2 separate regions of the Homo sapiens genome follow, and region 2 is linked to region 1. The links are chromatin contacts, found by Hi-C or POLR2A ChIA-PET in ENCODE. All regions are on one chromosome and are shown on one strand. The core of a region is the stretch at or near the end of the contact, and the rest is flanking DNA. Distances in the headings are between cores, read along the strand shown. Region 1 holds the start of CAND1.11 (a long non-coding RNA gene). Region 2 overlaps CAND1.11 (a long non-coding RNA gene).

Region 1 (3,035 bases), core at 193-2,692:
CAGAAGAATCCGAGTGTTTGCCAGGCTTAAGGAGAGGAGAAACTGAGAAATGAATGCTGAGACCCCCGGAGCAGGGGTCTGAGCCACAGCCGTGCTCGCCCACAAACTGATTTCTCACGGCGTGTCACCCCACCAGGGCGCAAGCCTCACTATTACTTGAACTTTCCAAAACCTAAAGAGGAAAAGTGCAATGCGTGTTGTACATACAGAGGTAACTATCAATATTTAAGTTTGTTGCTGTCAAGATTTTTTTTGTAACTTCAAATATAGAGATATTTTTGTACGTTATATATTGTATTAAGGGCATTTTAAAAGCAATTATATTGTCCTCCCCTATTTTAAGACGTGAATGTCTCAGCGAGGTGTAAAGTTGTTCGCCGCGTGGAATGTGAGTGTGTTTGTGTGCATGAAAGAGAAAGACTGATTACCTCCTGTGTGGAAGAAGGAAACACCGAGTCTCTGTATAATCTATTTACATAAAATGGGTGATATGCGAACAGCAAACCAATAAACTGTCTCAATGCTGATTCATTCTCTCGGCTCGGCTCTCACGTCTAGGAAGGGAGGGTGCCCTGGTCCCGGCCCGCCCAGGAGCCTTGGGGTCCCGCCGCCGGGCTTGGGAAGGTGGGACAGCGGCGCGTGCAGGTGCTGGCCCTACTCTGAGCGGGCTGAGCTGTCACGAGCTCTGTTCTCTGTGTGGGGCGCGCAGAACACGTGTCCTGGGTGCGAATCAGGGCTTCGCGGAGACGCCCGAGGTCACCGCCTGGCGTGGCGGCCGGCGGGGGGTGGGTAGGGGGAGCCCTAGTGGGTTGGCGAGCCTGGACTCTCGGGTTGCGCAACGGAGTCCTAGATTTATAGGGTTGCTCACAGAACCCGGCGCGAAAGCGAGCTTCGAAGAGTTGGGGTGGTCTCTGAGGCCTTCTAAGAGAGGCGTTCCCCCTGCCTGCCGCGGTTGTTAAAGTTCCAAGCCGCCCTAGCAATGCGTGGGGACACCTCCGGAAAACCCAGTAACCCCTAGTAACCCCGGGTCTGCCCGGGCCTGAGCGCCCGCGGGCCGCTGGCTCATGGGCGAGGCTGTAGCGCCCCCTGCAGGCAGCTGAGACAGGCCCAGCGCCGCCAAGCAGTACGTGCGGTTTAATAAGTTCTCCTACGTGGGAGTCAGCACACAGCCTTAATGAAAGAGGAAAGAAAGAAAAAAAAAAAGAGAGAAAGAAACAGTTTGCAGATGCCAACCAGGGCCGTCCTCCTACACCCCCCAGACCTGCACCGCGGCTCCCTGTTCTGGGACAGTGACTCAGCGCCCACACGCTGCGCTGCGTGCAGCTGCCGGCTGGAGGCGGGCAGGACGGACGTGCCGGCGGAACCGTGAGCCTCCGACGGCCTGAGACCTTCATTGTTCCGCCTCCCCTAGCCGCTCACCTCTTCCTTCCTCCTTCCCAAGCCTTTTTTCATTTTTTTCTTCACTTTTCTCCAGCCTTCCTCTCTCTCTCTCCTTCCTTCCTCCTTGCTTTCTTTATATGCCTTATCTTCTGAGAAGGTTGACCCCAGTTCCGGCGATAGACGGACACTAAGCCCCCCTTGAGTGACTAGAAAGGCAGGGGACATAGGAACAGTTAGGACATAAGGGAAGAGTAAAGAGAGGGACCCCTGATTTTGATTTCAGGGTGCCCTGTTTGTCTCATCCAATATCCTGAAGACCCAAGATGGAGACCAGCTACTTGTCCCTTCCAAAAAGCTTCCCTGGCCTTAATGTCAGTGCTTGTAGGTGATCTCAGAAACCTCCCTGGTGAAGAAAACCTGAAGGTGAGTTTGGAGAATGGAAATGTTTCCAGGGTAGCCTACGGCCTTCTGGGGCTTTTGCACATTACAGGGTCCCCTCCGAGGGGCTAGGATGTTTAGTTTCTTGCAGAAGAGGACTGCATACCCACTGAGAGAGAGGGGCCCTACTCTGGGGTCCAGAGATACCTCATTCCAAAGCAGTTTCAATTTAGAAGAAAGTAAACTCGAGTACATAGAATTTCCTTAAGACCATACAAAACCTCAGTTTGGGCACCTGGCTGTTGACAATGCCAATCTCATATAGTTTATTGTCCTGTTTGATCTTAATAATTGTGTGAGGTGTGCCAGAATTGAGGAGGTTAGAAATGCAGCTACAGACCATTCTTGTCCTCAAGGGCCTTTCAGAAAAAGATTCACTTTGTGGGAACTCTGTGCCAGGCACTGAGAAGGTACCAGGCATGTATGAATGAAAGAGTGACTCAAGATTCCTGTCATGGAATTTCTGTGCCAGTGAGTGGGTTCTGGGTGGTCTGAAGGGGCTACAGAAACTGCAGAGAGCAGCAAACACTTAAGCCTCGCAGACAGTGGCGCAAGATTACTCCTTTCCTTGAGCCAAGGTTGTCCTGTAGCCACAAAGCACTCCAGCCAAACCTCACCTTGGCACAGCGTCAGCCAGCAAACAAAGCTGCCAAAGGCAGGTTGGGCACAAGCTTCGGGCGGTTGTGAGCAGGGAACAGGCGTCTAGCCTTGTGCTGAGGAAGTCTTATGACTTGAGGGAATCCAAGGCAAGTGAAGGAGATGGTTCAGCCCTAAGACAAAAGAGGCAGCTGCTCAGCTGGAGTCCTTCCCGCTGAGAATCCTGTGACTGGAGACATGTGCGAGGAGACAGAGACCCTCCTAAGACCAGTTTGGTATGAGTTCAGGATTAACCAAAGGTCACCATCAAACCCCGGGCTCTTCTCTTTGAGGTGCTGAAGCTTATCAGGATAGGGACTATTGATGCCAAGAACACATTGTTTATCAACAGTGATGAGTCATTTGTGAGCTGATTCGACCTGTCCACAGCTGAGGAGTAGTCACAGCTTTTATCTTTAGCTACTGTTGCTTGCTGTGGGAATGATACCATACATTTGTAATCAAACACGGGGTATCAGGCAATTTCTTGAAAAGCCAACACCTTGGCTGAACAGCCAAGGGTGAAGGGGAGTGATGGGGAGGAATGGAAACAGATTCCTTTTTTAGCACTTGCTTGGTGT
Region 2 (3,035 bases), core at 151-2,650, 99 kb after region 1:
TGCTTGGGGATAAAAGGCTGGGTTTCTACAGAGACAAGGGGTATGGGAAGCGTTTATGGTACAGCTGCCCCCCTTTCCCTCTGTGTGCCAAGGGAATCCCAAATTTTCTGAATGCCTGGAGTTTGTCGGTTGATAACAAATTGTTGTACAATGAACAATTAGGTGTTTGCTTCCCAGGCCCATGCTCCCCTCTCCACCACTACAGTCCTTGCATCTGGTAAGGGTGGGAAGGGGGTTCAGTGGCCACTGGTCCTAGGTGATGGCAAGGGTGGTGTCACTGGCTGGGGATGGTGGAGACTTTGCCGTGCCACAGGGGTGGAGAAGATGAGGGCAGAGAGGAGAGGTGGAATCATGGAAGAGAAGCCACAGGCTCGACCTCCCAGGCACCAGGGAGCAACAGAGGGATGCTTGTGAAAGTTTTTATCTGTCAGGACCCAAGATAGCTATAATGCATGTGACAGGGATGGCAATTTTGCAAATATAAAACAGATATATTTAATTACTCATTACATCACTGTTTTCCCTCTGAGATCCAGCTACAAAAATTATCACTAGAGGGCAGGAGAGGTCTCTTTAGCAAGAAACATGCGTCCTAGCCCAGGGTACTGGCTTCTCCCATAGTGTGGGGGCAGTGCTGACTAATGCTTCCCTGTTCACAACACGCTTAGAAAGTGAGAATATGCGTGTGGCACACTGGGGTCAGCTAAAGGGGATTTGGGAATGCCTACATGGGAGCTAGTGAAAAAAATTCACATTTTCTTCATGTTATATTATTACAATAATATACAAAACAAAATATTAAATGTTGAATTTATATAATATTCTAAAGAAAATCATTTAAATATTTTATTGTTAAACATGAGCTTGCTTCAAATTAACATGTCTTTTTTATGTAGTTTTAGGCTTGAAATGGCTACATGGAATTTCTGATCAAGATTTTTAAGGGTTTCTTCATTCTTTTTTCAAATTTCATTTGTTTCTAATTTTTAAATGTTTATAGATTTAGTGGGTACAAGTGCCATTTTGTTACATGGATATATTGCAAAGTGGTGAAGTCTGGGCTTTTCCTGTAACTATCACTTGAATAGTGTACATTGTACCCATAATCATCATTAACAGGAAATTTGTTTGTACAGATTGGTGATAAAAAGTTAAAAACAATTTTGCACCTGTTAAAAAATATATACCAGTTGAAATCATATAGAGACTATAACGGCATTTTCTTTTTTCAAACAACAAATGTGGTATTGAAATTTTTTGGGATGAGCATTGGATTTAGCACCCTTCAAACCTTTTGGATTCTAGTGCACTTAGGTAATGGTGAAGCCCTAATCTGCAGAATACACATGCAATTTTACATCAGATATCCTGCAGGCAGTGTGGAGGTGACTAAAGAGGCTCATCTACTGAGAAAGACAGGAACAGCCCATATACATCGAGTGACTGTTGTCCTGATTTGTCCTGAAGGGCTCTGATTCATTCTTCTGACATGACATGACTATCCAGAGCACTTCCCTTTGCTAAAAAACAAACAAGAAGCGTGCCAGTTTGGTGTTCATACACAGTGTGGATGAATCTCGAAACATTGCCCAGAATGAAAGAAGCCAGACACAAAAAAGTACATGCTGTATGATTCCATTTATTTGAAATTCTAGAATAGGCAAAACTAATTTGTAGTGATGGAAGACAGATGAGTAGTTGTCTCAGGCAGTGGTGGGGGTGAGTGACTGCAGTGGGGCATATGGGGCATTTGGGGGGTAATGACAACATTGTGTATCTTGATCATGGTAGTGGTGACACTGGTGGATCACCCATGTATACATTTGCAGAAACTCATAGTACTATATAGTTAAAATAGATGCATTTCATTATATGTAAATTATACCTCATTAAAGTCGATTTAAAAAAAGAAAGTATACTATTTTGGACAATGAATTTTATGGTTTCTGTACATAGGCGTGAAGACAGATTCAGGGCTGCCATTTCTACTGTGGCTGCCAGAAGCTCCCTCCTGCTCTCCTTGCCCCCGGCCCCATCCCTCTTGGTCTGTGCTCTGTGCTCACCCGACGCAAGGGACACACACTCCTCCAGTGGGTTTCTGGCTCTGTCCATGTGGGAGTGGCACACTATGCAGCAAGCTGCCAAAGGACGTGTCCTCGCCGCTTGGGATGAGATCACTGTCCTTGCTGTTTGATGGGGCCCACTCTTGGCTGCCCTCCAAGGAGCTGTAGGTGAGGTTCTCCTTAGAGGTACCCAGCCTGTGCACTTTGGCTGCCCTCTCACCTGAGGACCGAGGGCATCACCATTGTGCTGCATGCCTGTGGCCCATCTGAAGCACTTCCACGGGGAAGCTCTGGCCTAGGGAAGGTACCTGTGCCTGTCCCTAAGGCTTTCTCATGAGGCTAGAGTAGAAAGGGGGAGGATCTGACATAAAGGAAGCAAATAAGCACCCATTTCTTGGTCCCAGGGAATTGTGGGAGGAAGAAGGAGGGAGGACAGGAGATGGTGGAGAGTGGAGGGCAGTGGCGGGGGCAGTGCAAGGAGAAATGGAGCGGGATGGGAAGAGAAGTTGAGAGTGGTCAGCCAGATGGGTCTTAAATTCCCTTTCTGGGCTTTGGTCTAGAGCAAGTGTTGGCGAACTATTCTGTAAAGGGCTAGATAGTAAATGTCTGAGGTTCGTAGGATCATATGGTGTCTGTCACAACTACTCGACTCTGCCATTGCAGTGGAAAAGCAGCCAAGGACAATGGGTAAATGAATAAATGTGGTCATGTTCCAAGAAAACTTAATTTATGGGTGGCAAAATTGGAATTCATGTAATTTTCATGTGTCACAAAATATTCTTCTTTAGATTTTTTTCTCAACCATTAAAAATGTAAAGACAATTTTTTTTTTTTTTTGAGACAGAGTTTTGCTCTGTTGCCCAGGCTGGAGCACAGTGACATGATTTCAGCTCACTGCAACCTCTGCCTCCCAGGTTCAAGCAATTCTCCTGCCTCAGCCTCCTGAGTAGTTGGGATTACAGGCACACACCA

Evidence for each region. Hi-C counts contacts between places; a loop is a spot of excess contacts on that map. ChIA-PET counts read pairs that join two places held with the same protein, here RNA polymerase II (POLR2A). Pooled maps may share reads with other maps.
Region 2: a map of endothelial cell of umbilical vein shows a loop between it and region 1 (9-fold over the local background). The contact joins the enhancer-like site here to the promoter of CAND1.11 in region 1. A Hi-C loop is called at or near these places in 2 of 168 maps with a recorded cell type or tissue (astrocyte of the cerebellum and endothelial cell of umbilical vein) and 3 of 50 pooled maps. POLR2A ChIA-PET finds 5 or more read pairs at or near these places in 10 of 52 experiments (A549, AG04450, Caco-2 and 7 more).

Annotation. Positions count from the first base shown.
Region 1 is chr11:10,306,871-10,309,905 of GRCh38, forward strand. CAND1.11 (a long non-coding RNA gene) reads left to right here and starts at 1,443. Exons shown (of 4, transcript NR_103765.1): 1 at 1,443-1,803. It overlaps ADM (adrenomedullin), which reads left to right. Exons shown (of 4, transcript NM_001124.3): 4 at 1-527. RefSeq lists silencers at 1-106, 444-543 and an enhancer at 1,044-1,313.
Region 2 is chr11:10,405,756-10,408,790 of GRCh38, forward strand. All of the region lies in intron 2 of CAND1.11 (a long non-coding RNA gene), which reads left to right. Among named protein-coding and RNA genes, the nearest start is that of AMPD3, 48 kb to the right of the region's middle. Within about 2 kb of position 1,401, at least 6 of the 41 ENCODE cell types and tissues checked have a DNase peak (open chromatin) inside an H3K27ac peak, as active enhancers do; they include PC-9, where a contact is called at or near this core.